Linked DNA regions of Homo sapiens: region 1 is linked to region 2. Evidence: read pairs that join two places in POLR2A ChIA-PET (ENCODE). Cell type or tissue: endothelial cell of umbilical vein. All regions are shown on one strand. Links, peaks and the distances in the headings refer to the core of each region. The heading gives the core; the rest is flanking DNA. Region 1 overlaps TAF1B (TATA-box binding protein associated factor, RNA polymerase I subunit B). Region 2 overlaps GRHL1 (grainyhead like transcription factor 1).

Region 1 (16,427 bases), core at 5,073-13,072, 120 kb after region 2:
TAAGGAATATGGTCCTCTTCAACAAACCTGTATTTTTAAAAAGAAAAAGGTTTAATGAGAGTTATATACTGATATAGCAGAGTAAATGCTTTAAGAAAAATCTCTTAATTCAAAGACAAGGTAAGAATTAGTTAAGCATATTCTATTTCCCACGATTTTAAGGATAATAAATCTAATCATATCTATTATTCTCTTTACCCATATGTTGGCCTATTTAGCCAATTACTGAATGATTCTCTTAAGTTCCTGTCTAAATAAATATGTCTAAGAAGGACTGCACACAGTGGCACATGCTTGTACCCCTAGCTATTTGGGAGGCAGCAGCAGTAAGACTGCTTGAGCCCTGGAGTTTCAGAACTGTAATCCCAGCACTTTGGGAGGCCAAGGCAAGCGGATCACGAGGTCAGGAGTCCGAGACCAGCCTGGCCAATATGGTGAAACCCCGTCTCTATTAAAAATACAAAAATTAGCTAGGCATGGTGGCTTGGCCTGTAGTCCCAGTTACTCGGGAGGCTAAGGCAGAAGAATCGCTTGAACCTGGGAGGCGGAGGTTGCAGTGAGCTAACGCCACTGCACTCCAGCCTGGGCAACAGAGCAAGACTCAGTCTCAAAAAAAAAAAAAAGTGTTCAAGAAGTGTGTATCCTACTTGTTAGTTCACCACTAGGCTTTCCAACATGGCATTCCCTGTATCCCTAGCTCCCCTCGCATGATAGGCTCCTACTCATAAATCACTCCTTCAAGGAGGTCTACCTTGATCCCCATTTTCTGTGACAGCCTACCTCCCTTGTCTACCCTTCTGTCTCCAATACCTATAATGGTACATGTTAGATGTTTGTTGCTGAAAGAACCATTAAGGAGTGGGACCTTGCCTGTTTGCTCACCACTCCACCCCAATGCCTGGTACACAGTGGATCAAATATTTTGAGTCAATTATTGAGTTTGAAGAAAATAACACATACACATAAATAGACAAATATATTTATTTAGGATTCATTAATTTAACAACAATGTATTGAATACTATATACCTAGTCCTATTCTAGACTGCAGGGAAACAGCAGTGAACAAAACAGAAGAACATTCTTGTTCCTATGGAGTTTACATTCTAGTGAGAAAAGAAAGATACAAAACAGATGAGTAAAATCTATAGTATGTTAGGTAGAGTGAAATGTTAAGGAGAAAAATAAAGGAGAACTGAGAATGAGAAATGGGGGTCTTGCAACCATGTCAAATATATACTTATACCTATATATATTTAAAATAAGAAAATTAAGGAAAGTGAGCTAAAGACAGGAATAAGTACACAAAATGCATTGCCTTGAAGAGCTGGGCTGACATTTGGCTTTCAGCTTTGTAACACTTAAAGGACAAAACTGATTCAACACTTTTTTTTTTTTAAGACAGAGTCTCACTGTCGCCCAGCCTGGAGTGCAGTGGCATGATCTCAGCTCACTGCAGCCTCCACCTCCCAGGTTCAAGTGATTTTCCTGCCTCATCCTCCCAAGTAGCTGGAATTACTTACAGGCACCCACCACCATGCCTGGCTAATTTTTGTATTTTTAGTAGAGACAGGTTTTCACCATGTTGGCCAGGCTGTTCTTAAACTCCTGACCTCAAGTGATCTGCCTGCCTTAGCCTCCCACAGTGCTGGAATTACAGAAGTGAGCCACCAGGCCCAGCCTCAAATTTAATTTCAATTAAAAATGTGTTTTAATTTTTACTCTACTGAAAGTTGAGAAATATTTACATAAAAATGGTGTTAAAGGTTCCCCAGCTAAGTTTTTATTAGTATATTTCGTTTATATGATAGTATTTATGTGCAGTAATCAGTATTTGTATTATTGTGAAATTATATTTTTGGTTTAATATTATTTTATATACAAGATGTAATGTATACCTGTCACTTTTTAAGCTGCCTAGTATTCCACTATGTTAATGTGCTCATTATTTATGTAGTCTTCACTCCTATGTGATAATACATGCCAGCACTATGTGGAGTGTTAGGAGTCTGCAGAGATAAGTAAGAGATGAAGGGTCTTCCACACTCCCACCCTAATAGGTCAGACAAACAGCCTGCACATGAGTCAGTAGAGACACTGTCTCAAGCAGCACAACAGAGGCACAGTCAGTTCTGTAGGAGCAGAGGAAGAAATGAGAGACCTGACTAGGGGAAGCAGAAATGTCCGCAAAGAGCAGGTCTTCGGCATCTGGAGTTCTAACAGTTTTTCACCATTTATAAATAGTTCTTTGAATCTCCTTTTAGAAAAGTATTTGTTTTTCCAAAAAAAAAAAAAAAAAAAAAAAAAGCTGCTTACTCAAAGTTCTGAACAATCTATTTCCCTTCCTAGGTATTATCAGCTAGTTCTCTAGATCAATCCAGGAAGTTGACAGAAAAACTGGTGTAGACTAAAAGCATCTCATATGCCTCTCCTGACCAACAGAGTTTAGCCATGTCCCCTGGAAACACTGTCTCTACTTATAATTATGTAATTTTCCAAAGTTTCAATCTATGATGGGTTAGAAATTTAGTAAACTCATCCTTTGTCTCAGATCACTGAAAAAAACCACTGCATTAGAATTAAGTCGTGTCTACCTGTAAAAACAGATCCTGAACCCAGTCACCATTACCACTGCCATAATCCAAGCCACCATCTCTTGCCTGGAGGATAGCAAAAGACCACCTGGTCTCCGTGCTTCCACCCTTCCCAGAACTCATTTTCCACAGCTGCCTGAATGATCTTTTAAAAACATCAATCAGATCGTATCTCTCCTGCTGCAATCTTCCAGGGGCTTACTCTCACACTGGAAACCCGCAGTTCCCCTGGGTATGAGGTTTCCTTCCAGAGTGATATGTCCTGAAAATAGAGACTGCACAGCTTTGCAAACTTTGAAAACATATTGAAAACCACTGAATTGTATATTTTTAAAGGGTGCATTTTATTATATATAAATTATACCTCAATTTTTAAAAATCCAAATTCCTAACTTGGTTTACAAAGACAGATATCTGCCTCTGATGATCTGTTCACTCTCATCCTCCTACTCCGCCCTAGAATTCTCTGACTCCAGTCACACGAACTCTCCTCTGCTCCTTCATCACACAGCTCTTGCTTTAGGGCTTGGCACTAGCAACCTCCTTCTACCCGGAATGCCAGTACAGCAGTCCCCACTCATCCTCTTTTTTGTGTTGCATGGTTTCAGCTACCTGTGGTCTGAAAATATACAATGGACAATTCCAGAAATAAACAAGTCATAAGTGTTAAATTGTATGCCATTCTAAAGAACATGATGAAATATCATGCCATCTCTCTCTGACCCACCTGAGATGCGGGTCCTCTCTTTGTCCAGCACAGCCAAGCTGTAGCGCCACCCAGCCATGAGTTACTTGTAGTTCATTGGCTCATTCTCAGATCTACTGTCAGAGTGTTGCAGTGCTTGCATTCAAGTACCCCTTATATTTTACTTAATAACAGCCTCAAAGCTCAAGAGTAGTAGTACCAGTACACTGTAATAATTATTCTATTTTATTATTAGGTATTGTTGTTAATCTCTTACTATGCCTAACTTATAAATTAAACTTTATCATAGGAATGTACACATAGGAAAAAACATAGTGTATATAGGGTTCCGTGCTATCTACATTCTCAGGCATCCAATGTCTTGGAACATATCTTCTGTGGTAAGTGAGGTCTATTGTACTCCTGATATTCACACTGGCTCTATTTTCATTTAAGGTGCAGAGTAAATGCCACCCTCTTGGTGAGGCCTTCCCGAATAACCAATCTAGAGTAGCCATCTAGTCATTTTCTATCATACCATCCTATTTCAATCTTCTGAATAGCCTTTCCCTGTCTGATCCTTTTCTTATTTATCAGGTTAGTGCAAAAGTAATTGTGGTTTTTGCCATTAACTGCAATGACCTTTGCACCAACCATATGTATGTGTTTGTTTTTTCCTCCTCTGGTCTTGAAATTTGTGAGAGCAAGGACTTGACCTATATGATTCACAACTGCATCGCAAGGGTCTAGATGCCAGAACAACACCTGCATATAGTAGATATTCAATACAAATTTACAGAATGAATAAGGGCTGGCTATTTTTATTCATTAATGCCATTATTGCTAGGTAGGCAGGGTCCCTTACAGGCTATTTGCAGGGTAATGAATTTATCCTAAGGACTATGGATGCTGCTAGAGGACTTAAAAAGGGAGTGACATGCACAGTGTTAAGGTATGTGGGTACTTTGGCCAGGCTAATAACATACTCCCTTAAAACTGTGTTCTTTACATATTTTTTCAAAGTTTGGCAGTGGTTCTCAAACTTTGCCATCCATAAGAATCCTCTGGGCCAGGCATGGTGGCTCATGACATAATCCCAACATTTTGGGAGGCCAAGGCAGGAGGCCAAGGTAGGAGGCTTGCTTGAGGCCAGAAGTTTGAGACCAACTTGGGCAACATCACAAGACCCCAGCTCTACGAAAAAATAAAAATAAACAATTAAAAAAAAAAAAAAAGAAGAAGAATCCCCTGAAGGGCTTATTTTAAAGCAGAGATTATCAGGTCCTACCCCAGGGTTTCTGATTCAGAAGGTGTAGGATAGGTCTAAGAATTCACATTTCGAACCAGTTCCCAAGTGATACTGAAGCTGTAAGTCAGGAGGCCACATTTTGAGAACTTATGACTTAGAGCTCTTTCTGGGAGAAAAGCAAAGGAAGAATATCAATGGTGACAGTCTCTTCTCCTATAGCCCCAAGCAACTAAGCTCTGTTCCCAAACTTGTGTATTCCACAGAGCAAAACAAAAGCCCCCTAGCTAACTAGATTTAATCTCCTTGAAGGCATTTTAGAATTCCCCTTGGTGGGGGAGGAGAGGGAAAGAGAGAGAGAGGAGAAAAGAGGGAGGGAGAGAAGAGGGGTGGGTAGTATCTTACCCCTATTATTCCAACCACATATAATATTCTCCCTGAGAAGAATTCCAGGTAAATACGACTTTCTCCACCTTGTTAGATTTCTAGGAGAGTTCTGTTAGCCCCTTATAGATCGTCCTGGGTAGGATGGCTAGCCCCTTTATCCAGCTCTAATGACATGATTAGGTTTATGTTTTTGTAAGATCCTTCTGGTTATCAGGAGGAAAATGGATAGAAATGACACAAGATTACAGACACAGAGCTCATCTGGGAGACTGTTAAGCAATCCAAATGAGGGTAGAGAGGACAGAGAGAGAGAGGGAATGCAGAGAAGAATGGTTCTGTGAGTTTTTGGACATATAACTGAGTGGACAATTGACCAACAGTGTACGTAGAGGGGAAAGAGTCAAGGATGATTCCTAGGCTTCTGGATAGGATGCAACAGGGTGGATGGCATTTACTAAGAAAGAGAACACTGGAAAAGGAGCTGGATCAAGGAGACAGATGATGAACCTCTAGTCATGCTGATTCTGAGATACCATAAAGACATCTAAGTAGCTGTGTCCAGCAGACAGCTGTATATATGAATCTATGGGTCTGGCCCTCAGTAGACAAGTCTGGGCTAGAGATATAAATTTGAGAGTCATCAGTATAGTGGTAATTAAAGCGTTGGGAAAAGATGAGATCACCCAATGGGGGCATACAAAACAAGATCAGGTTTTTAAATTAATAGTAAAATTCACTGAATCATGGGCTATCTGCTTGTAGAGTTAATCAGACCTGAGGAAAGCGTTTTTATTTGGTTGATGTGGCCAAATTCAAAGGCACTATCATCATTTACTGGAGGCATTACATTTAATCAAAGGGGCTGAGCCAATAATGACGATGATGGTGGTGATGATGAAAACAAAAACAGTAATGACTAGCACTGAGGTCTTATTATGTGCCAGACACTGCTCTACGTGCTTTCCATGTAGCGCTAATTATTGAAAGTAGTTACAACCCTATGAGGTAGTTATTATTAGCCCCATTTTACCAACGAAGAAACAAAAGCAGAGACAAATTAAATGACTTACTCAAGGTCATATAATAAATAAGTGGCAAAGCCAGGATTCAAACCCAGCAGTTTGGTTCCTAATTTGTGCTGTTAAAAGCACCCTACATATTGATTAAACCCAAATGTTACTATTCAGAACACATATAAAGCAAGGAGAAAAAAATCAGCACATAAGAATTTTGGCACGTCTATTAAGTGAGAAATTCTTACACATAAAACTGTAATTTATTCATTAACCAAAACACTCTGTAGATTATCCTGAAAAATATAAACGCTTACTATCTGGATAACACATCCTTTCAACAGTTTTGTCTTCAACTTTTCCTTACAAACATAGACAACCTATATTTTAGCTCTTAACACCAATATATGCTTTTGTGTAACTACAAATAACCATTTTGCTAATGTAAAGATCACCTGTTTATCTTTTCTTAGAAATGAAAAATATTTACTAATATTACTCAGGTACTTAAATGTCACTTTTCTCTTCAAAAGATTATATTAGATAATTAATTTTCCAATAGCCCATGTGTGGTAAGTACTATAATTTCTACTACATAAATAAGAAAATCAAGAAGATGAATTACTAGCCCAGGGGGGATTACATTTCAGAATTAGAATTCAGGCTACTCAACCTTTCCAGTTCCTTCCTCAAGTTAAGCCTTCTTATAAAAATCAAAATATCCGAAGTTTGTCTACTTAGTTCATGTAGTAACCAGCAAAAATATTATCATACAAGAGGTCTAGCTAACCTCAAAAGATCTGAAAGTGTTATTGCTTCTCTCTGCCAAAGTAAGGACAGATAACAGAAGGCAAGTGTCTGTGGCATGGTCATCTTCACGATTCCCTTCTCCTTTCGTTGTGAGTATTCAACTCCATCCAGAGATCCAGAGCAGACAGACGTTTCTTAGGAGATAAATGGAGATTTTTAAAAATCCAGTGAACTATTTGGATAACAAAAGAAAAACAGCAAAAAATCTAAACAGGCATTTTAAATATTGACATGGTTTGGCTGTGTCCTCACCCAAATCTCATCTTGAACTGTAGTTCTCATAATTCCCACGTGTCATGGGAGGGACCTGGGGAAAGTAATTGAATCATGGGGGCGGGTTTTTTCCATGCTGTTCTCATGAGAGTGAATACATCTCACGAGATCTGATAGTTTTATAAAGGGTAGTTCCCCTGCACACGCTCATCTTGCCTGCTGCCATGTAAGACGTGCCTTTGCTTCTCCTTCACCTTCTACCGTGATTGTGAGGCACTCCCAGCCATGTGGAACTGTGAGTCCATTAAACCTCTTTTTCTGTATAAATGACCCAGTCTTGGGTATTTCTTCATAGCAGTAAGAAAATGGACTAATACAATTATCTTAAAACTAGTTATAAAACCTTTACAAAGAGCAATTTGGCAATAAAGAGTAATAAAGGACTAGAATAAAATCAGCCAAAAACGTAATCATGGGATATCTGTAGGAGTGGGATGGGACAGGATTCTAAAGACGGATTTGAGCCAGGCACAGTGGCTCACGCCTGTAATCCTAGCACTTTGGGAGGCCAAGGAGGGTGGATCACTTGAGGTCAGGAGTTCGAAACCAGCCTGGTCAACATGGTGAAATCTTGTCTTTACTAAAAAATACAAAAAATTAGCCGGGTGTAGTGGTGGACGCCTGTAATCCCAGCTACTTGGGAGGCTGAGACAGGATAATTGCTTGAACCTGGGAGGTTGCAGTGAGCCGAGATCGTGCCATTGCACTCCATCCAACCTGGGTAACAGAGCAAGACTCTGTCTCCAAAAAGAAAAAAAAAAAAAGAATTTGAACGTTTGAATTTTTTAATAGTGAACATAAACCAATTTTTTAAATAAAGGAAAGGATACACAATTACAATGCACAACAAAAGATGTGTAACTGCTTTGACTCTGACCTCAACTCCCATGTCCCCTTCTCTACAAGGCCTCTCCAAAACTCCAAAACTTAGCTAGAGCAGCACCTTCTTCTATCCCCATCTTTCAGGTATCCTCTACCATATGACATTATGGTATCTTCATTCATTCACCAGATGCTTATTCATCTCATTCTTTGTGCCACTCTTCTATGTCTCAGGAAATGACAAGTGAATAATGTCTCATCTCTCTTAGAACTTATATTCTAGTAATGGGAGACAGACCAATAAACAAACAAACAAGAAATACAATTGGCAGAGCCAGGTGCCATGGTGTGCACCTGTAATCCCAGCTACTAGGGAGGATGAGACAGGAGGATCACTTGAGCCCAAGAATGCGAGACTAGCCTGGGCAACACGGAGAGACTTTCTCTAAAAAAAAAAAAATTACATTTGACAGATAGTGATGCTACATAGAAAAATAGCAATGTAGAGTCATAGTAAGTGATGGGAAGGGAAGAGAGATGCGCTACTTTATATGGGTGTCAGAGAAACCTCATTGAGAAGGTGATATTTGAGCAGAGACCTGAATTAATTCAGAAAGTAAGTCTTAAGGATGTTGGGAAGAATACCAAGTATATTAGCAGGAGTGAACTGCAGGAACAGCAAAAAGGCCAGTGTAGTGAGAGCATCATGGGATGCAACATAATATAGTTTCTACGTAAATCTACCAAGATTGTGAGGCCTCCCCAGCCATGTGGAACGATGAGTCCATTCAACCTCTTTCTCTTTATAAGAACAGAAATTTCTGAGGGAAAGTGGTGGGAATGATACTGAAGAGAGATTAAGAACTACATTATGTAGAATTTTGTAGGTCATTATTTGTACTTTGGATTTTATTCTAAGAAGTTTCTGGAGAGTTTTAAAACATGGAAGCAACAGGACCTCATTTATGTATTTAAAAAGGTCACTCCAGCTGCTGAGGGAAGAATGGAGTTACGGGAGGGCAGGAGTAGAAACAGAAGACCACTCTTCCAGGAAAGCCATGACTGGTACTTGGACTGGAGCGGTAGCATTGCAGCTGGTGAGAAATGGTTGCATTCTAGATAGATTTTAAAGGCAGAGTCAAAGGATTTGCTGATAGATTGGATGTAAAGCATGAGAGAAAAGAAAACAAGTATGATTATAAGGTTGTTGGCCTGAGCAACAAGTAGAATGCATTGCCATTTACCAAGACAAGGAAGATGGCCAAAAAAAAAAAAAAAAAAAATCCAGTTTGATGAGCGAAATCAATGTTAGAATTATGTGTGTTAAGTGTGAATCTTATTAAATACACCAACAGAAATGTTGAGTCAGCAGCTGAATATAAGAATCTATACTTTGAAGGAGAGGTGGGACTAGAGATAGGAATTTTAGTTTCAGCATATAGTTGGTGGTTGGTTAAAGCTATGGTATTAGGTGAAGTCACATAAGGAGTAAGGGTAGAAAAGCAGCAGGACTAGGAATGACCCTGAGAAGCTACACTTTCTTAAACACAAAGTCTCAAAATAACTCCTCAAAATCCCTTTCTCCAAATTCTGTAAGTCCTTTCTTCATAGCACTTATCAGTGACTAAAATGTTCTTTATTTGGTCGTTTATTGCCTATCTCCTCCTACTACAATATAAACACCCTGAAGGCGGACAGTCTTGCCACCATTATGTCCCAGTGCCCAGAACAGTCTCTAGCACAGAGTAGAAACCTGATGTGCAAATAGGCCCAACAGTTCTACTTTGAAGATTTCATCCCAGTGAAATGATTTGAAAGCCATGCAAAGGTTTCGGGTCAAGGAATGCTGTGGCAGCACTGTTTATAATATAAAAATTTAGAACAACCTAAATGCCAGGAATAGAAGTTTAATTAAGTAATTCCATGCAATGGTATACTACAAAACAATGTCCATAGAACTTTAAGATCAGTGGTTCTCAAAGTATACTCCTGGACCAGCAGTATTAGTATCACCTGAGAACGTAATGGAACTGCAAATTACTAAGGTTTAACAAGCTCTTCAGGTGATTCTGATGGATGCTAAAGTTTAAGGACCATCGGTTTTAAATGAATATATAAAGTCACAGATTTCCATAAAATAAATGTGTGTTGTGTACACACACACAATTTTTTGTATATTCCTTATAATATGTAAGGACTTCCAGTTAAGGTGGCAAATTGAAAACACGTTAGCCTCTGCTCTCTCCTGCTACAACAATTATAAAGAGAATTTTTTAAACATGTAAACCTGAGGACAAATAACATGAAAAAGGTGACAAGAACAATAAAATTTTAGAAGTCAGAAAGCATACAGATAGGTGATTATTGGCTTAGCAGTCCTGGGAAAGCTAGATTCAAAGTCAGCAGTGGGGAATATGCCAAAAAGCAGTTTTCACTGGGGATCCCTAAAGAAGGCTCAGGAATTGGAGAAACTCATACCCCTAGAAACTGGATGAAGGCAGGCCTAACACCAGGATGACTGCTTAAAATCCAGATTAAGAAGCAGTTAGACATCCAGATTCTTTTTTTTTTTTTTTTTAAGATGGAATCTCGCTCTGTTGCCCAGACTGGAGTGCAGTGGTGTGATCTCAGCTCACCACAACCTCCAACTCCCGGGTTCAAGCCACTCTCCTGCCTCAGCCTCCTGAGTAGCTGGGACTACAGGCGTGCGCCACCACACCCATCTAATTTTTTGTATTTTAGTAGAGACGGAGTTTCACTACGTTGGCCAGGATGGTCTCAATCTCCTGCCCTCGTGATCCGCCTGCGTCGGCCTCCCAAAGTGCTGGGATTACAGGCGTGAGCCACCACACCCAGCCAGACATCCAGATTCTTATCCCAAATCCATGCAGCCAAGTGATGCCCCTCCCTAGTCTTGGCCAAAAACTGGAAATTTCTTCTCCAGAGAGAAGGGTCTCTAGAATAAGGCATGCCACTCACATGCACTGTTGAGAAGTGAAAACAGGAGGCTTAAGTGAAAGTTTACATACTGAATACTAAAACAATCCCCCATTCCCCTCCGGTCTTCTTCTTCCTACCCAGTTTCCAGAACAGTGACAGCCAAGATTACAAACCCGCCAAACAGAAGACTCAAAGAGATTTCTCTGAGGAATCTGATCAGCTCGGGGGGAAAAGATTTAAAGATGATAATGCTGGGGTTCACTGAGAAAATAACCTTGCAAGCAGAGCAGAGCTGACAAGACTAACCACGGAAACAAAGCCTTTTATCAACTTTTTAGTCTCCCATGTTTAAGTAAGAATAGCTATCTTAGGCTCACTAAACATTTGAAGCCTTTCATGTAAAAAGCAGAGGCCAAAACAATCAAGTCAGGCATGAAATATCGTTAATATTCTCTGTGAAATAAAAGATGCTCCACAAAAATGAGAGGGTAATCCAGGAAAGAAGAAATGGGATGCAGAAAATAAAAAATTCCAACAAAAGAAAAATGACAGAATCTCAGGATGGTGGTAAAGAGAGATCCTGGCCAGGCACAGTAGCTTACGCCTACAATCCCAGCACTTTGGGAGGCCGAGGTGGGCAGATCACAAGGTCAGGAGATCGAGGCCATCCTGGCTAACACGATGAAACCCCGTCTCTACTAAAAATACAAAAAAAAATTAGCTGGGCATGGTGGCGGGCGCCTGTAGTCCCAGCTACTCGGGAAGATGAGACAGGAGAATGGCATGAACCCAGGAGGTGGAGCTTGCAGTGAGCCAAGATCGTGCCACTGCACTCCAGCCTGGGCAACAGAGCAAGACACCATCTCAAAAAAAAAACAACAACAAAAAAGGAGAGATCCTAAAGTCAGCCAGGCCACAGGTCTAGAGATATCATTCTAGATCAGAGCAGATCAGAGGCTCCAGGGAGACTTCTTCCAGAAGATGAAACTGATAGAATGCATAAGATATTAAGAGATTATAAGAACTGGAAGTGTGGAGATACATTAGTAATAAATTATGGATTAGTAATAAACAGAAAACTAAATAAATAACAATTATCAACTCCAAGAAAACCACAGGATATACAGAAAAAGTAATCATAGTAAGCTATACAGCTCAGTCTAAATAATGTGTATACATTTATAATAATTTAAGCAGTAAATACTGATCTAGTAAAAAATTACAGCAATTATATTGAGAAGAGAGAGAATGAGAAATGCACATGCATGTACTGGGGACTATGTGCAGATAAGGGACAGTGAGGAATGTGTGAAAGAGCTAAAACAGAATTGAATAGCTAATGTCCCAAACTAGAAATCAAGATGTAATACTAGAAGCACGTGATACGGAAATATGAAAGTCACAAAAGAGTTGAAAATGAATGCCCCTTGGGAACAGGACATTAGCTGAAGGTAGACTACAAATTTTATTTTTTTTTAAGACAAGGTTTTGCTCCGTCGGCCGGGCTAGAGTGCAGTGGGATGATCACAGCGCACTACAGCCTCGACCTCCTGGCTCAAGCACTCCAGCAACCTCAGTCACCTGAGTAGCTGGGACTGTAGGCATGCACCACCATGCCTAGCTAATTTTTATTTTTTGAGAGATGGAGGTCTCACTATGTTGCCCAGGCTGGTTTTGGACTCCTGGGTTCAACTGATCCTCCCTCCTTGGCCTCCCAAAATGCTGGGATTACAATAGGTGTAGTCCACTGCCGTGACTGGTGGACTACAACTTAAAACAATTTTTTATTTTTACGATTTTTTTATAACAAGACTTATAGAATGATTTGTAGAGTTTTGATTTAAAAATTTATTTATTATTATACTTTAAGTTTTTAAAAATTTAAAGAATGAAGAAATAATTCAAATTTTTACAAAAACAAAATAAATTCTTTCCGTATACATACATGAAGAAAAACTTTCTGGAATGATCTACAATAGCAGTAGCGGTAATTTCTAGTTGGTACAGTAACTGGTGATTTTATTTTCTTCGTGACTATCTGCATTTTATAGTTTTATATTGAGTTTCACTAATAATTACTTCTTTTTTTTTTGAGATGGAGTCTTGCTCTGTCACCTACACTGGAGTGCAGTGGTGTGATCTTGGCTCACTGAAACCTCTGCCTCCCGGTTCAAGCAATTCTGCCTCAGCCTCCCAAGAAGCTGGGACTACAGGTGCATACCACCACGCCTAGCTAATTTTTGTATTTTTAGTAGAGATGGGGTTTCTCCATGTTGGCCAGGCTGGTCTCAAACTCCTGACCTCAAGTGATCTGCTCGCCTCAGCCTCCCATAGTCCTGAGATTACAGGTGTGAGCCACTACGCCCGGCCATTGATTACTTTTAATGTAAAAACTAAAAGAAAGCTCTAGGGATCATCATTTATTAAAAAACAAATAAGCAGGCCGGGCACGGTGGTTCACACCTGTAATCCCAGCACTTTGGGAGGCTGAAGCAGGCAGATCACAAGGTCAGGAGTTTGAGACCAGTCTGACCAACATGGTGAAACCCCATCTCTACTAAAAATACAAAAATTAGCAGGGTGTGGTGGTACATGCTTGTAATCCCAGCTACTCAGGAGGCTGAGGTAGGAGAATCACGTGAACCTGGGAGGCGGAGGTTGCAGTGAGCCGAGATTGCACCACTGCACTCCAGCCTGGGTGACAGAACTAGATTCCATCTCAAAAACAAAACAAAACAAAACAAAAAAAAATAAGCAAACAAAACTGTTACACATAGGTAAACAAAACAATCATGATGCTTTAAAAGGAGCTAATATCTTCTTTCAAAAAGGTTCGATGGTTTTACAGTCATGGTCTTCTGGGAATATTTGAGCTCAGGCTTGTCTGAAAAGGTGGAGAAGAAAACTCCAGAAATTCCTTGTTGCCCAATTAGTCAATGATCCTAACACTTTACACCAAAAGTAACTTATTTGATATCTGTGTCACTGTGCAGTCCAGGAAGAGATGTGGATACACTGATAAAGGAATGAAGGCCTATATTTTAATCTTAAATACATTCCTTATTTATTTCAAGTTATGGAATTATATCAGAAAGTAAAACACACATGTAACAAGGTAAATTTTACTCAGCTTGATTTAGTCTATGCTTAGAAACTGGACATACCATCTTTGTCTATTTTACTATATGGCTACATAATAACATTTTTCTGCTACAACTTTTCTTTGAAGACGCTGAGCCCACACATATAGATCTTTCTGAAGCAGCCTCCTTCTTTCTGGATCCACTTGAACTTTATGTCCCTTTAAAATCACACACAAAAAACTCACATGGAGACAATGTGCCTTTTAAAAAATTGCGCTAAGATTTCACTTAGTTTGTCTTAGCCATATGATTCAGCAAGTCATTCTTCCTTGCTAGATTCTTCCTCGCTAGACCAAGTTCCCTTTCCTTGGATTATCAGAAGATTAGACTAAATTATTTTTAAGGGGCATAACAGCTTTAAAATTCGAAATGGTTTGGTTCTCATTTTTACCTGATTGTGATGCTTTGCTGACGGGGAAAGGTTTTCGAGTGTGGATGTCAGACTGAGACTCCGCTCCACTTTCAAGAAAAGGAGGACAGCTGACATCACTTAGCAGCTCAGGCTCACTAGCCCAGTCTGAATGACTTAGATTATCTTCTAATACCTGTTTGCAAAACAATATAAATAAAATTATTGTGTAACAGTTTTAAACAGTTAATTTCTGTGAACTTAAACAACTCCTATCACAAACACCCTAAAAGAAACCACTCTAGAAAACTGCAACTGCCTGCCAAGTCCCTTTACTTCTGAAACACGCTCCTGACAGCTCCCAGCAGTGCTTCTTGGAGAGGAGTCACAGACAAGGATGGGCGAGGAAACCGGCTGCCAGCCCTGCCATCAGGTCTCCTTCTTCCATGAACATCTCTCTTACAGCGCTAATATCTTCACCACTGAAAACATCGCGCATCAATGACCCCACACATGCTGGCTGGCTTCTTTTTACCAAACCTACCTGGGGAATTTTTGCTTTGTATCTTTGTTAATTCTGGTTCTCCTGCCTGAACTACGCCTTTTCCTCCCTCTCCCTAACTCATTACTTACTCATCATGCCATCTTTCCAACCCACTCTTCAGTGATTTCTCCTTTCCTTGAACTCCTGTAGCATATACGATTTGTAACATGTAATCAACAAGGATATACTATCTCATACTACTGTTTAACTGTTCACACATGTACTGTTGAAACAACAGAGTGTCCCTAAAAAGGTCAGCTGGCTGGCTACCTAAAGACCTCATTAGCTGACATTACCCAGGCAAACCGATCACAGTCAAAAAGCCATGATTTCAACCCTGCAGGCCAAGAAACTTGATCTTATTACAGGAAGATAAGACTAAGACTCCTGGTAAAGAGGCTCACAAGACAATGAAGCAAGAAAACCCAAAAAAACAAAAAAACAAACAAAAACCTCAGAGAATGAAGTAAGATGCTTGTGTCCTCTGTCAAGCATATCCCCTCCCTATAGGGAAGCCCTGTGAGAAGGAGGCTACACCAGAAAGCTGGCTGATGAGCATGAACACAGAGAAAACTTCCACAGGTTCCCACAGGTTACCACTGCCAGCAACTCTACCACATACTCTGCCTCTGCCTGATTCTTCTGGACGATTCAAACTCCTGTTTAAAGCCAGTTTCTCTATTTGTGCACTTGATCCCACCTCTCTGTACACTCAAAGATATCTGTTCAAAGATTCACATCTACTCTTTCTCTCCATTGCAAATTTTTCTTCTCTCCTGCATCATTCCTATCACTACACAAATATGCTATCATTTATCCCACTTTATTTAAAAATTTTTTTATTATACTTTAAGTTTTAGGGTACATGTGCACAACATGCAGGTTTCTTACATATGTATACATGTGCCATGTTGGTGTGCTGCACCCATTAACTCGTCATTTAGCATTAGGTATATCTCCTAATGCTATCCCTCCCCCCTCCACCCACCCCACAACAGTCCCCGGTATGGGATGTTCCCCTTCCTGTGTCCATGTGTTCTCATTGTTCAATTCCCACCTATGAGTGAGAACATGCGATGTTTGGTTTTTTGTCCTTGTGATAGTTTGCTCAGAATGATGGTTTCCAGCTTCACCCATGTCCCTACAAAGGACATGAATTCATCATTTTTTATGGCTGCATAGTATTCCATGGTGTGTATGTGCCACATTTTCTTAATCCAGTCTATCATTGTTGGACATTTGGGTTGGTTCCAAGTCTTTGCTATTGTGAATAGTGCCGCAATAACCATACGTGTGCATGTGTCTTTATAGCAGCATGACTTATAATCCTTTGGGTATATACCCAGTAATGGGATGGCTGGGTCAAATGGTATTTCTAGTTCTAGAACCCTGAAGAATCGCCACACTGACTTCCACAATGGTTGAACTAGTTTACAGTCCCACCAACAGTGTAAAAGTGTTCCTATTTCTCCACATCCTCTCCAGCACCTGTTGTTTCCTGACTTTTTAATGATCGCCATTCTAACTGGCGTGAGATGGTATCTCAATGTGGTTTTGATTTGCATTTCTCTGATGGCCAGTGATGATGAGCATTTTTTCATGTGTTTGTGGGCTGCATAAAT
Region 2 (16,427 bases), core at 5,195-13,194:
AATGATTTAAATATTGGTAAATTTTTAAACTAAGTATTTTCTGTTAGGCTTTTAAACACTAAGAATACTAAGATTTTAGGTATGAAAGCATTTACCTTCAGCTTTAGTGGTTAAATTTTGGTAAGAATTGGAAAATCATTCAGGGATCCCTGACTTAACAATTACGTGGATCATTTCAGGCATCAGTAAGGAAAAGTTAACATGAAGAAAACAACCTAAGCGCACACATTAAGAAATAAGCAGAAAGTGCTAGCAATGAGATGCTTTTCAGCTCTCACGTTTTACTGAGCAGTGCAAAGTCAAATTGAAAAACAGGAAATGACATATTACGAAATAGACATATAAAATTTAATTCCTTTGGTTTAAAATACATCTTCAATGATACAATTAAAAATAACACGCAAGACAAAATCAACTTCATAAAAAATACAAAAGTTATATGACCCATATCCCATATCTTATCTTAGAAAACCAGCAATTTAGTTCCCATACTTCATTAGAATACTTTAACCTAAGACTGTAACTACCAGTCCATTTACACGAATGACCTAGTCTAGTTCCCTGAACCTAAAGATACCCGTGACTTTGTTATAAAATTACATATTTTAGTATTTTTATATACTTAAATGTGTACAAAATGTTCCCCTGCCATAGTAACATATTTTTGTGAATTCATGAATGTTTTCTAGAATTGTTAACATACAAGATAATCAAAGCACGAAGGCTCTGATGCGTGATAAAATAATCATTTCTCAAAACAGGAAGATGAGAACTGCATTTCGAGTTGTATCACTTGGTACGCAATACTTGCAATCTGTGTGCTGTAATTACAGTGTTTCTTCACTCTAAGTGCATCTGACTGATACTAGCATAACAAAAGACGTGATTGCAGTAGTGTTTTTCTTTTACTTCATTTGTTAAACAGTGCAGAAATCCAAATAACAACATTCTCAACAGCAAACAGAATCTCTGTCATTTGAGAAGGTTTTGCTATGCTACAGAATGCCTGTGTTTGGAAAAACAGAGAAAAAGGTTTTTAGCGGGTTCCACTAAGCACAGTATTCTATCTGCTTGGTATACACGATCAAAAAATAACTTAACCTTTGTCTAGGGAAAGTCTTTAAGGTAGCTCTTACTGCATATCTTCACTATATGTACACAGACACCATATTTATATATTATATATTTATATAAGACATGTATGTACACATTTACAGACCTTCAAAAATATATTGCACTTATATACAATGCAGCTTTATCTTAACTGATTTCATACTGTAACCCATTAAAATTCTTCATGAGAAAGGCAGTTGATATGTCCGAGAAAGTCGCAAAGGAAGATTTCAGTAACATGCCCTGTTTAGTAAACATCTGGTGGAGAGTGAGAGGGTAAGGGAGAGAGGGCTCCCCCCGTACTCTTCAGGTGCGCTCCCGCTAACGTGAGGCAGTGGAGTTGTACTGAATTCAGGCAAGGGCACGAAATCCTTAAAGCCAAGCCTATCGCCTTTTCTGACTTCTGCTAGCGAGCAGGCCCACGACACTGTAGGCACAAGGCAGAGATCCCAATATTTTGATAAATAACGTAGCAGATGTCCTAAAGCTTCCCAGAGACTCTGTTAACTCTTGGAATAAAGTTTTCACTTTAAATCCTGTATATATCAGGAAATTCAAACATAATGGTATATGGATTTCTCTTTCATCTGAAAAACACCAATGCAATAGATTAAATGCTACCACCAAGCCAGATGCAGCCCCGCCTCCAACCTGCAAGGAACCCATTCCCTCGACATAGACCTGTGCTGGCGACATGGCTGACTGGGGTTACCTGCAGTTGCCAAACCGTAAGATCTAGAAACACCTGCACTGAACTCCTGGGGAGCTGTGGCCCGCAGGCCTTTAGATCTCCGTCAGGGTGAGCTTGTAAGACCCCCCGGCTTCTTCAATCTGCAGCTGGAAGGTGTCCTCATTGGAGTAATGCTTCACAATGTTGTCGTCCATGTTCACCAGGATCCTGGATGGGGGGGGACAAGACCAACCAACTTCACTGCCACTTGGTCCTGGAGTCAGACCTAGATTGACCTGTTAGCTCTCCCACTTACTAGTTGCAGCATGTGAGGCAAATTATTTAAATCTCCTTAAGCCTCAACTTCCTCATCTATAAAATGGGGATAATAATAGTACCCATCTTATAGGATTGCTGAGAGAATTGAGTTAGGAGGAAATCAGGTGATATATTTATATCATAGCATTTGGAAAATGAAATATACTGGCTTATTTATGATTATTATTTCCAGCATGTATTTCATAGTTGTCACTTGGTAAATGGTACTTGGCTCATACCTGTGATGCCAGCACTTTGGGACGCTGAGGCAGGAGAATCACTTGAGCCCAAGAGTTTGAGACCAGCCTGGATAACATAGCAAGATCCCATTTCTACAGAAAAATTTTAAAAACTAGCTGGACATGGTGGTACATGCCTGTAGTCCCTGCTACTTGGGAAGCTGAGGTGAAAGGATGGCCTGAGCCCAGGAGTTCAAGGCTACAGTGAGCTCTGATTGCACCACTGTACTCCAGCCTGGGCGATAGAGTGAAACCATCTCTAAATGAATAAAGCAAAAGCACATCAATAACACTAACTTACATGATGTGAAGTCACAGCCCCCTGACAAATTACACACTCCAGCAAGTGAGCCTCAAAGTTTAAATGAACTACTATTATCAAACAAAAAATAAAGAATACAAAAACAAGAAAATAAACAAAAATAAATTAACTACTATTAAGTCCAACTCTTTCCACTAGAACCATCTAGAAATTTCCCATTAGAATTTGTTTTAAAACTAAGCCAAAAAATTCTTATGCTAGCCACTGCTTATCCATGCCAAACATCATAGACAGACAAAAAAGAACTAAAAATACTAATTTCTAGACAAAGCAGCAACGTGACATAACTTGGAAATAGGATCCTGAGCAGGAGGGTAGAGCAGGGCATGGGCTGCAGAGGCAGGGAATACCAACCATGGCCCCGAAAAGCCTCTTGAACTCTGAGCCTCAGCCGCCTGTCTATAAATATAAACAAGCCCTGAGACCAGCTCAGAAAGAAGACGTGAAGACCAAGCGCAGCACCGTGGGACGTGCCCAACCCAGTGCCCGGCTCCAACGGGCTCGACACACGGAGGTGCTGCCCTGGCCATCCTCAGTGGCGCTGGCCACACACCCTGGAGTGTGGAGCCATGGCACTGCTGCCAGGCATGTGGAGGGCAAAGAAGGTGACTTGGAGAAACAATACACAAAGATCTCCTCAAGGCAGATCAATTTTATCTAAGTAATTTCGTATATAATTTAGAAAAGCCACATTCCAGCACCCAGGTTTCTTTGGCTGCTTCTGGACTGGGCACGATGCACACGTGTCACACTGGCACAGGGTGTGTGTCACTGGCACAGGAGGGTGTCACTAGCATGCACGGTGTGTTACATGGTGCTGGGGGGTGTCAACAGCACTGGGGGGTGCGTCACACTAGCACTGCGGGGGGCATCAGCACTTTCCGAGGTACACAGGACGCAGTGGCTGCTTACCCCTTTTTACACTTCTTGAATATTTTCCCAATCTTGTCATGGGGAACATCGTATTTGTCTGAGATCTAAAAGAGGAAAGAAAAATAATTACAAAACCCTGTATCAAGGCTTTAGAAACCAAACAACAAATATATATATATGTATATATATGTGTACATATATATACGTATATATATGTGTACATATATATACGTATATATATATGTGTACATATATATACGTATATATATGTGTGTACATATATATACGTATATATGTGTGTACATATATATACGTATATATGTGTGTACATATATACGTATATATGTGTGTACATATATATGTATATATATGTGTGTACATATATATGTATATATATGTGTACATATATATGTATATGTATATGTGTACATATATATGTATATGTGTACATATATATGTATATATATATGTGTACATATATATGTACATATGTATATATATACATGTACACACATATATACATATGTATATATACGTATATATATGTATATATATACGTATATATATGTATATATACGTATATATATGTATATATATACGTATATATATGTATATATATACACACACACACACACACACACACATGCATAGTCACTCGACTTTTTGTTTTTCAAAAACGCAGACACAAAGACATGGAAAAGCCCCAGCTCGTGTGCTGGGGGCCTCCAGCTCTCCTCAGCCCGGCTGCCCCTCACTGTAATGAGCTTCTGGGGAGCTGTGGCTGTCTTCCTTTCGGGACATAGAGGCTATTTTTAATATTTTTAAAGAGAATGGGTGAATTGCTCCAAGGACAAACAGCTGATTCACTCTAGATCAAACGTTACACTTGTCATCCAGACCATCCTCAGGCTGGCATCACCAGCTTCACCTCAAGCCACAGAGCAAAGCTCAAGGTGGCACTGAGAAACAGAGCCTCAGGTGGCAAACGTGCAGATCCTGCCAACCTTCCAAACACGTGTTTCAGACCAGACCCCAGCTCCAAGTTCTCACCACACAAACCCTTTTTCTTTTCTGTACGAGTGGATGATAATACTTTGTGTTCTGACATGTAAGACCTGTCATGAGTTCCTCGTGAGCCATGAACAGTTATGCTGGCCCAGTAATTCTGCATCCTCTTTACTCTCCTCTTTCCCTGTAATCAGAATTTGCATGTTTTTTGTTTGTTTGTTTTTTGTTGTTTTTTTTTTTTTGAGACGGAGTCTTGCTATGCCAGGCTGGAGTACAGTGGCGGGATCTCAGCTCACTACAACCTCCACCTCCCTGGTTCAAGTGATTCTCCTGCCTCAGCCTCCCGAGTAGCTGGGATTACAGGCGCCTGCCACCAAGCCTGGCTAATTTTTTGTATTTTTAGTAGAGACAGGGTTTCTCCATGTTGGCCAGGCTGGTCTCGAACTCCTGACCTCAGGTGATCCTCCTGCCTCTGCCTCCCAAAGTGCTGGGATTACAGGTGTGAGCCACCGCACCTGGCCAGTTTGCATGATTCTTAAGACATGATGAAGGGTCATCAAAAGGCAAGAAAAGAGAAACCCAGGGGACATCCTAGGAGGCAGGAAGTGACAGTGGGAACGGCGCTGCCTGTGCTGTGGGCAGGCAGGGATGCACTGAGTGACACCCGTGGACTTGGGGCGCCTGGCTGAGAGACCGCACAGCAGCTCCCCAAACCCACGCCCCATCTCCCTGCTTTATTAATCTTCATGGCACTCATCAGTACCTGAAAAATGACCTCAACTTCTTTGCTTATTTTGGTGTCTGTGTCTTCCTAACTACAAAATAAACTCCATTCAGCACTGTGTCACTGACGCGCATAACTCCAGTGCCCGCCACAGTGCCTGGCATGAAGCAAGCCCTTTATCAAGATGTGTTAAATGAATTCAACACACTACAGTCATCAGAGGGAGCTGGGGGAGATGCTTTTAGCCCAATTATGGACACACTTTGAGCTTAAAGATCTCTACGGTCTCTAGGAGACAGGCTGGTAAATATCTGCACTCAGTGCTGATGACATGCGTTTTTCCAGTGCACAGCTGGAACGGGAAATTAACACAGCAGCCTTCCATGTTTCCTCTCTTACTGATATCCCCACAGGGAGCATGGGGTCAGTTTATTCCAGCCTCGTGCTGAGATCCTCGTAAGATGGACTTACGGCCATCACTGGTTACACGTCTACTTTCTCTGCAATAGGCTGTAGTGAGGTCTTGATGCAAGTTCAGTAATTTCCTAGGATTGGGAGTTTTAAAGGTAGACTGAGGAGCCACTGTTTTTATGTATGAAGTTTTTAAGATTGTACTTGATTAAAAATCACTTTTGTTAGCTTCTAAGTGGCTTGCTAAATGGCAATCTCCCTTTAACCACGTATATAAAAATTAAACATTTCATAGGCCATCACAGATGCATTCACTTCAGTGGAACAGGTGTGACTGAGTGACTGTGTGAGTTAAGACCCCTGGGTGAGGATAAAATGTGGGACGCACGACGACTCGAGAAAGGTGTCAGGGATTCCAGAAGGTCTGACAAAGGATTTGGATCATCTGATAAAGTGTTTCAATGAAATCCTATGTACTTGTCCTTTCATTTTGTACAGGGGATTACAGAGTTGATCCTACTTACAGCTTCCATCAAGCCCTTCAAAGATGGGGTTTTGAGCATCAGGGCATCAAAGACTTCTTCTGACTCCTTTCGAACGTAGAGCAGCACTAATCAATCCCCAACCAGGAATAAGGAAGGGAAAAGAGAGGAAAAAAAGGATACAGTTCACATGAGCAAAAGAGGAAAACAGACCACGGTACCAGCTAAAATAAAAACCACATTCACATCAAGGATGACAAGCATCAGCCAATATCAATTCTGTCTTAAGGAACACAGGTTTCAGCTTCTCTGAACTTTGCTCTAAGTCCTAGCTCAAGCTAGATGTCAGTCTGATGGAAGAATTCCCAAGCAAGTGAAACTGGGAAAAATGTGCTTGAACCATTTATGCTTTTGATAGATTCTGAACTCACTTCTGATTTAAAACTCCCACTAAGAAATGGAAACGAACACACCTCTCTTTGGTTCTTCTATCCGGGCCAGCTTGGTAGAAGGAGGGACAGCAAAGTCATCTTCTGTGCCGTACGGCCCCCTTTTCAAGACAGAGCTGCAGTGATCCAAAATATGCCGTTAGTGATTCAACTTAACCAGCTGCATCAACATTAAGGTGTTTTAGAGCCTGTCATGGAACTAGATTTAAAATGACTTTCATTCTTTATCTGGTCCAGCTTCCTTATTTGTGGATGAAAAATCAGGCTAAAGGAAGATCCTGACTCCAGGGCTCATGGATATTTACAGGCAGACATGGGACCACACTCAGGTTCCCTGCAGGTATCTGCACTCTCATCAGATAAAGCTGCCTTCTCGAAGATGAGGCGCTTTGGTTTTTTTTTTTTTTTGTGAGACAGGGTCTCATTCTGTTGCTCAGGCTGGAGTGCAGTGGTGCAATCATGGATCACGGCTCACTGCAGCCTCAACCGCCCAGGCCCAAGCAATCCTTCCACCTCAGCCTCCCAAGTGGCGCACACCACCACACCCAACTAATTTTTTTATTTTTGTAGAGATGGGTTCTCCCTATGTTGCCCAGGATGTTCTCAAATTCCTGGGCTCAAGCGATCTTCCTACCTTGGCCTCCCAAAGTGCTGGAATTATAGGCATGATCCACCACGCCTGGCTGTCTGGTGCTTCTTTTCAGGAAACACTCTATGGAGGAGGCAGGATCTGAGATAACCTTGTACAGGCAGTGACAAAGGAGATGATGTTTCAAAACACTGAGGAAGTGTGAGCAGGAAAATGCAGGGCCAGCCTGGCTCAAACAGAATGGCCCACAGGAAGCCATATCTAGAAATTTCGGGAAGCCGACTCTACCGTGAATGTCCTGATCATTCAGCTCTAAGGAATTAAATTTTACATGGCAGAGAAGAGGGAATAGTTGAAAGGTCTGTGAGACTGAGTGTGGTACCCAAAGTGTGTTGGTACCCAAAGTGTGTGGTCAAGACTGGAGGGGACCCCAGGACCTTCAAGCAGAAAAACCAGGGGAAGGAGGCTGGTATAATCCGAGCACAGGATTCCACAGGTTTAAAATATGGTGGTATCATGGAAGCCAAAAGGTGAGAACAGACCAAGGAGAGTCTGAGGAGAGAAAAACTCAGATCGAACGAACGCCTGGCTACCAGGGGCACCTGGCATGGAGGGTCCAGCAGGTGGTGTCACGGCAAGCAAGAGAAGAGGTAGATAACTGAAAGTGAAGGGAGGGAGTGCTGGATTTGGAGCAGAATGGCCACTTCAGGAGCAGGGGCTGAGCCTCCGAGACTCTGCCACCTCAGTTCCTAACACACAGCAGCCGTCTAGTGAAAGTGCCGGCAGGACTCAAGCCTGAAACACTAAGAATCAAAGGGGCAGTGCAGGCCTCGCCTTCAAAGAGAGGCACGATGGGTAACGTGTGGGGCATGAATGTCCCCAGTATGACGGTTTAAGCCCTGGGAATGGATGGAAGATGAGGGAAGAGGGATGCTGAGGAATGAACTTCCCATGGAAATCTTGGCTCTCTCCATCAGGATGCACCTTTCTGAGGGCAGATAACAGAAAGAGGGAGGCTGAGGCGGGAGGATTGCCTGAGACCAGGATCTCTACAATAATAATAATAATAATAATAATAATAATAATAATAATAATTAGATGGGTGTGGTGGCATGTGCCTGTAGTCCCACCTACTCAGGAGTCTGAGGCAGGAGGATCACTTAAGCCCAGAAGCTCAAGGCTGCAGTGAGCTGTGACTGCACCCCTGCACTCCTACATGGGCCTCAGAGCAAGACCCTGTCTCTAAAAGTAAAATGAAATAAAAACAAAAAGAATCTTTGCCTTGTTGAAAAAGTCCCAGAGCCATCAAGAAGGTTCTGATAGCCCAAAGAGGGGTAGCGTCAGCCCCCCTCCACTAGGCAGCATGAGTAGGGGGCTGCCCGGCACAGGAAGGCAGAGCCCAATTCTGGGACAACCTGAGCATCAAAGTAAATGACTAATGAATCACAGCTTATTGAATAAAACAGGAAACTATGAGTTCATACTGATAGCAATAAATGAACGAGTAAACTGAAAGTTTGATGGGGAATGAGATATTTACAAAGCTACAATGCACCTCCCCAGACAACACTTACTATAAAAGGAGCCACTTTGCAGTGGAGAAGCTGGCAGATACCAGCTTAATCAAGTGACCAAAGAACACCATTAGTAACAGATAAACTGACATCAAGCGCCATCTGCTAGGACACACGGAGAACCCAGCCTGGCCTCTATGACATCCCTGCCAGGCCTGGAATCTAACCATGAGAGAGCAGCAGACACACGCAAACTAAGAAGAGTCTACAAAACAGCTGGTTGTAATCTTCAAAAATATTTGGTCAGAAAAGTTAAGGAGTGGCTTAGTTCTAGACTGAAGAAGATCAACAAACATGACAAACAACTACAATGTGTGATCCTGAACTGGATCCTTTTTTGCTATAAAGGACATTATTGGTGCTAATGAAGCAATGTTAATATTCTAATCTTGACTGTGACACAGGAGGATGTCCTTGTTGGTAGGAAATATATACCACGATATTCAGGAGTGATGGGCCATCAGGCTGGCAACTTATCCTTGATGGCTCAGGGAAAAATGAGTTCTTTGTACTGTACTTGCAGTTTTTCTACAAGTTTGAAATCATTTCCATTATTAAAACAAAACAAAACAAAACATAAATCTTACCCTTCACCCTCCAATTCTTCAGAGGCAATGGGAAGGACCTAAGACCAAAGGAATAGATTGCTTTTCAAATGTATGCTCAAAATGTTTGGCCATAAATGAATTATTCCTAAAATGGAAATAATTTTGAATTTCACCAATCTAATATAAAATCCTTTAGCCTTAGTTTTCAATAACAGATTCTTACAGATGTCTTGAACTCCTTTAACTCAGTGGTTGGGCCAAATCTGGTCTAAAGCCAGTTCATGTAAATAAAGTCTTTACTGAAACAAAGCCACGCTCATTCATTCACATGCTGCTTATGGCCATGTGTGCACTAGTTCGGCAGCACTGAGCAGCACAGTGGAGACCACGGGGCCCCAAAAGCTGAAAACCTTTACGGCCCAGCCCTTCACAAAAACAGTGTGCTAACCCCTGCTCACCTCCAGCTTCCCATTAGAAACTAAATGTACTGGCCATGGCCCCAAGAACTCTGACGAATCTTTAGTCCTTATAAATCTGTCCACAAAGTGCATGAAAGACTGTCTTTTTGATATTTATTTGCACTCAGCATAAAACCATGCTTCATTCTACTGAAGTTTCTATCCCTTGTAAGCCTTTGCCACAAAACAGGGCGTGACCATTTTTTAAAATTTAGTTTTAGTTGCCAAGACATGGCCATTGGTAACTACACGTGGCAAGGACGGCTCAGTAACTGGAACTGTGAGAAAAGCCTTCGGATGTTCTTATGTTATAAGAGCTCCTTAACCTAGGTATTGCCCCAAGTTAAGTTTAAAAAGATGACAGGCTCAAACTCCAAATTATGCTACTATTCTAGAATCTTTTAAATGAGCTAGGATATGTAGGTATGAAGAACGAACGAATGAATGAATGAATACAAACAGAATAAAGCTGACAGGCTGCACTGCACCTTGAAATCAGCGATGCTTACCATTTTTATTGCACGGGCATCATGTCACCCCAGCAGAATATTCCAAAGAGCTGACTAACTGGTCAAACCTCACTCAATTTTGGCTTCTGTTTCCCATGAATAATGCCAAAGAATTTCCTTTTGCCATGCCTTCCTTCCTGGTAACCTCCCCTGGGATCCTGGTTACCTACATGAGTGCCCCGCTGCAAGTTGGCAAAGTGCACGTCAGGAATGAAGAGGACAGGCTGAGTATCGAGATCAATGAAGGGTTTGAAAACTGTGATATCCATTCGCTTGTGAGAGGGAAGCAGTGGCACTTTAACATCAGAAACTGAAAAAAAAAAAAATTAAAAAAGAGGAAGCCAAGGTCAAAGGATTACATACAGACTGGATGCAGGCCACAGAGTGCTCGCCTCTGAGTAAGATACTCCAAGTGTAGCACTCTGTAAGATACAACAGGGCACGCTGCCTGCCTAAGAATCCCAGTTTATGTAAAGGAATTTGTTGTGTGTATTTCCACTAAAATCAACTGAATGTCTTATCAAATCAAAAGGGAAAAGGTATCTTCAAACACACACAGACGCATATCCACAGAAGATTTGCGACAGAGGCAGAGCGTATTTAGTTTTCATTGGAAAGGCTAAAATGTATAATTGTGTAAACATAATTTGGAAGAAATTTCACCTCAGCTGTCCTCATTAAATAATTTACATTCCAACACTCATGGACCCATTGACTTCAGAACATATCAAGAAACTCGACAATGAGGTGAAGTGTAAGCATGCCCATCCAATTTTTAATTTAGTAAGTTAGAGACTCCATCTTCCCCAATGATCTGGCTGGCCCTGAAGTACTCAGTAATGAGGTCTCCTAGTTAGTCAGCTGCTCTCTGAAGTGTCACTGGGAGTTTGTACTTTGATACCAGTAGGAGAATCCTGACTAAGGTGTTGCAGGGCAAATGTCTGCTGAGCCAGACAGACCATTCAAAAGAGCTGCCAGAAGCCCATGTACTACAGATGGAACCCTACAGGCACAGAACAGCACTTTCTTCATTTTAGATACAAGATTTTGTGAATATGAATACTGGTCACAATTAAAAAAAAAAGAAAACAAAGCCTTCCTGGTGAAATGTCCAAACAGAAGCCCTATAGATTCTGCAAATATTAAAATACTATACTTTAGATACAAAATATGATCTTACTTGGAGTTAAGACATCTTGAATTCTCAAGACCATTATTATTACTTTAAAAAATCTAGATAAGTCCCAATTTTAACAGTGATTCATGCAGAACGTGTTGTCATTTTTCAAGACTGGAAACAGAAGTCTGAACTAGAACTGAGAGCCAAAAACGCTGAGGTCGGGAAAACCCAGGGATCTATCCTGTAGTCCCCAGGAAAACCCCTCCCGCTGAGCTGGCATCTGCTGCTGATCTGAGGAAGAGGCAGTGCCACACTGCAGAACAGGAAGAACACCCACTGTCTTCTGCGTGCAAACTCCAGCCACCATTCTCAATGGAAAAGGTCTGAAGCTTGCCGGGAACATTTCTACTTACAGGCATTCACCTGGGAGCTGGGGTCAGGACACTTGCCTTTTCTTTTGCTTTGCTTTCGTTCTTCATCCCTGATTTTCCGCTCAGCTCCCTGTAGGTTAAGAGAAGACAAGATATGATTCTGTTTTCCAATCTTCTTTAAAATATTTAACTCTTATCCTGACCAATGGAAGAAGAAGCCTTTCTCCCTTCTCTGGACAGGAACCCCATTACTTACTATATTCATGAGGCTTATCATAGTAGTTTCTTCTAAAAAGATTAGTCTTAAAATTATTTTTAATTCTATGAAATCACAGGGAACAACATTTATTTGAAAAACAAATAAAGCAAAATTCCGGCCGGAAGCGGTAGCTCATGCCTGTAATCCCAGCACTTTGGGAGGCCGAGGTGGGTGGATCATTTGAGGTCAGGAGTTCGAGACCAGCCTGGCCAACATGGTGAAACCCCACCTCTACTAAAAATACAAAAATTAGCCAGGCGTGGTAGCGGGCACCTGTAGTCCCAGCTACTTGGGAGGCTGAGGCAGGAGAACTGCTTGAACCCCTGAGAGGTGGAGGTTGCAGTGAGCTGAGATCACACCACTGCACTCCAGCCTGGGTGACAAAGCGAAACTCTGTCTCAAAAAAAAAAAGCAAAATTTCTCCTTATAATGGATGTGGTCGTGTTAAATGAAAGCTGAGAAAATCTGTGAGTATACCACATGCCTGCAAAGACACAAGGGTATTTTCCCTTTGTCCAGTAGGAAAAGGAAATGAAAGAAAAAACCCAAGTTGGCCCTACTCTTGAGTATACTCTCCTATATGGCCAAGGTTATCACTGAAGGCTGTGATTCAGTCCAAGGGCCTGGTATCAACCATGTGGCAGATCTAACCAAGCAGAATTCACAAAGTGAAGATGGAACTAGAAATATGCATCATCACTTAAAAGAGAACAAGTGGGCTGGGCGCGGTGGCTCACGCTTGTAATCCCAGCATTTTGGGAGGCCGAGGTGGGTGGATCCCTTGAGGCCAGGAGTTCACGACCAGCCTGGCCAACATGGGAAACCCTGTCTCCATTAAAAATACAAAAAATTTAGCCGGGCGTGGTGATGCATGCCTGTAATCCCAGCTACTCGGGAGGCTGAGGCAGGAGAATCAGTTGAACCTGGGAGGTAGAGATTGCGGTGAGCTGGGATCGCACCACTGTACTCCAGTCTGGGTGACAGAGTGAGACTCCCTCAAAGAAAAAAGAGAAAAAGTGTACTCAGAGTCCTAGAAAAAGACACTCGTGTACTCTGTATATCAACTGCTCAAAGACCGATAGTACCATGCAGCTGAACCCACAACAACAAAGTTCAAAAGAACCATATTAGTAACAAACACGGCCCAAAATCAGGCAATGAAGCATATTTAAAAACATTACATTTAATCATTTTGCTTGACTTATTGGAATTAATTTCTGGATGGTACAGATTTCTTTACATAGTGCTCCAGTTAAGGATGAACTGGTAGCTTATTTTTCTGTTAAATAAATTTGCTGAGAGCAAAAAGAGGCAATAAAAATCCCACTGATCTTATTAGCATTATTATATAATAAGGACCACATTTTAAAAACAGAATATAAAACCACCTTCTGCCTTTTCTAGAAGGTGGTAGCATACTAACATAGTAAATATACAACCTGCTTATAAAAATTGCTATGTAACATTGACACAACAGTCCCTCCCTGACACAGAAAAACAGGTAAATATCCCCAATCTCCTAGCCATTATTGTATGAAGTTGGTCTGGGTCTCTCTGTCCCTTCTAACAAGTCTAACCATAACTTCATTCTGATGATAAACACCACCCTCCTCCAAAAGGTGGAGGGTGCAGTCCTATTACAAAATAGGACTGTCCCTCCTTATTTATCTGTGTATCTATAAAGAATAAGGTATTTCTGTTTCTACATAACATGGAGTAACACAGATCAGATTTACCCTCCACCCTGAAACAACAACAAAAACCAGACGAAATGCAGAAACAAGAACGAGAAGGCCCTGACCAGCAGGCAACTAAAGAACAGTGATCCCTGGGAGACAGGAACCCGCGGCAAGTCCTCAAACCATGCTGGCTGCTGCCTTCAGAGTTCCCAGGCCATGGCATGGGAATTCTCATGTATTCTCAGTCCAGGTGCCCAGGTTTGAGGAGACAGAGCTGGAAGTCCACAGAGACCAAGGCAGCAGGACAAAGTACCAAAGAGGAAAGAGCTCCGAGATCTTCAGTGAGCCCCACTCCAGTACGTGGCCGGGTACCAACAGGTACACAGGTACCAGGAAGCTGCCCAAGGCTGGGGGTCAGGGTTGGGAACTGACATCCGAAAAGATTAGAGAAACAGTGCCCGAAACTCACACAGAGCCAGAAACAGTACCTGTTCCCACCATATGGGATGGACTGGAAATCCCTGTCATGAGGATTATTACAAGGAAGTAATGTGAGAAAACTTGTAATGAGCAGGGCACTTGGTAGAATATTCAGAAAAATCCTGCTCAGGAGCGCGGGATGATTAGCCTTACACTGAGCACAGCTCCAGATCCGCCTAGCAAATCATAGACATAAGATCTTAACGAGCAGATGGTTTCCGAGCAACTTAACCAGATTTCAGGACAAAATTCAAGGAGATTCACAATAATACAAAAATGTCGAGCACCCAGGAAGGTGAAAATCACCAAAATGCCACACAAAGAGTAAACATCATCCAAAAAATCCAAAAAAGGCCTCAGGCTCATTCACTGTGCTCAGCCACTGTGCTTTGTGTACCTGATGCAAAAGCCAGGGTGACAGACCAGGCCTCTGACAGCAAACATACTTCCAGTTACCTAGCCCCTCTAAAAATCTCAATAAAAGACAAGCTCCCTTAATAGGATGAAAAGAACTGCCCCCGTCCCCTGCCAAAAATAGGTCCAATATTTTTGAGTAGGAAAAACTCAAGATCTTGCTGTCTTAGTTCAATGGAATGTCCACTCATCCACGGTTGCTCCCCAGTTTCGAGCCAGCACAAACTTTCCCCTCAAGACTCGACGCACCTTCCAGACTCTCCCTGCATTGAATCCAGCTCAGCCCCTGGCTCTGCACTGGGCAAAAGTAAGCCTCTCTTCTCCAGATAAAAAAAGAGCCACACCAGGGAAAACAGGTCATGCAGAGATCCCTCTGGGCCCTGCACTTTTTCTTCTTGCCTCCCTGTGGCTGTAGAGAAGAATCCGCACCTCTCCTTCCCCATGCTTATTGAAGGGCCTTTGGGGAAGAGGGCTGTGAAGGCACAGCACTTTGTGATTCAGCCACTCGGACACAGCTAAGGAAGAGCTCCCGTGCAGGGGTGACTGCCTACACTTCCAGCAGCTGGGCTCAGAGGGTCCTGTGTGCACCTCCTTTACTTATCAGACATGCCCAACAAAACGTACTTATCAACCCTTCTAATCTATCAGTTAAAACGTAATTTCAAAAATCTCTACATAATGTGTCTTTGCAAGGCCAAAACAATAATTAAAAGCTATTTTAGGCCAGGCATGGTGGCTCACACCTGTAATCCCAGCACTTTGGGAAGCCAAAGTGGGCGCATCACATGAGGCCAGGAATTCAAGACCAGCCTGGCCAACCTGGCGAAACCCTGTTTCTATACAAAAATTAGCCAGGTGTGGTGGGTGTGCATCTGTAATCCCAGCTACTGGAGAGGCTGAGGCACAAGAATCATTTGAACCCGGGAAGCAGAGGCTGCAGTGAGCCGAGACTGCGCCACTGCACTCCAGCATGGGCGACAGCACCAGACTCTGTCTCAAAAAAAAAAAAAAGCTGTTTTACATTTTGGGAAGCCAAGATGGGAGGATCACTTGAGGACCGGAGTTCAAGACCAGCATGGGAAACATGGCAGGACCCCCATCTCCACAAGAAAATTAAAAATTAGCTGGGTGTGATGGGATGTGCCTGTAGTCCCAACTACTCAGGAGACTGAGTTTGGGGGATCGCTTGAGCCCAGGAGGTTGAGGCTACAGTGAGCAGTGATTGCACCACTAAATTCCAGCCTGGATGACAGAGTGAGACCTCATCTCTGATAAAGGCTGGGCGCGGTGGCTCACACCTGTAATCCTAGCACTGTGGGAGGCTGAGGTGGGCAGATTACCTGAGCTCAGGAGTTGGAGACCAGCCTGGGGAACATGGCGAAACCCTGTCTCTACTAAAAATACAAAAAACTAGCCGGCCGTGGTGGTGTGCACCTGTAATCCCAGCTACTGGGAAGGCTGGGGCACAAGAATTGCTTGAACCCAGAAGGCAGAATTGCAGTGAGCCGAGATTGCACCACTTCACTCCAGCCTGGGAGACAGAGGGAGACTCTGTCTCAACAATAAATAAATAAATAAATAAAAATAATTTTAAAAGTTATTCTATATTAGCAGCTATATTCTCATTTTGACATTAAATATTAAAGAGACCCTGGTCTTTTTCCATGAGTGTGTCTCAAACACTTGTTCCAAGCATCCCTGCCGATCTTACCTTGTCACAGAAGACCTTGATCTGGCAGTAGGCCCGGTGCACAGGCTTGTTGCTGCGGTTGTTGTAACTATAGGTATCAACTTGAATGTTAAGAGGCAACCCCTTC

The links. ChIA-PET counts read pairs that join two places held together with the same protein. Peaks named below come from ENCODE experiments on the same cell type or tissue, not always from the same donor. Only the 100,000 strongest peaks of a DNase experiment are listed, where the experiment ranks them.
Region 1: POLR2A ChIA-PET joins it to region 2 with 9 read pairs; 3 of 35 experiments call an interaction of 5 or more read pairs at or near these places.

Annotation. Positions count from the first base shown.
Region 1 is chr2:9,866,306-9,882,732 of GRCh38, reverse strand. TAF1B (TATA-box binding protein associated factor, RNA polymerase I subunit B) reads right to left here. Exons shown (of 15, transcript NM_005680.3): 6 at 14,304-14,457; 7 at 6,715-6,868; 8 at 1-27. Among named protein-coding and RNA genes, the nearest start is that of TAF1B, 31 kb to the right of the region's middle. In endothelial cell of umbilical vein, for the core only: no CTCF peak of the experiment used is centred there; no DNase peak of the experiment used is centred there.
Region 2 is chr2:9,986,177-10,002,603 of GRCh38, reverse strand. It overlaps GRHL1 (grainyhead like transcription factor 1), which reads right to left. Exons shown (of 16, transcript NM_198182.3): 9 at 16,322-16,427; 10 at 11,857-11,908; 11 at 10,458-10,597; 12 at 9,360-9,397; 13 at 6,634-6,725; 14 at 6,203-6,288; 15 at 3,575-3,639; 16 at 327-2,011. The coding sequence ends at 1,897. LOC124905970 (a long non-coding RNA gene) reads left to right here. Exons shown (of 2, transcript XR_007086207.1): 2 at 6,177-9,629. Among named protein-coding and RNA genes, the nearest start is that of GRHL1, 43 kb to the right of the region's middle. In endothelial cell of umbilical vein, for the core only: no CTCF peak of the experiment used is centred there; DNase peaks (open chromatin) are centred at 8,693 and 10,563; H3K27ac peaks cover 2,960 bases.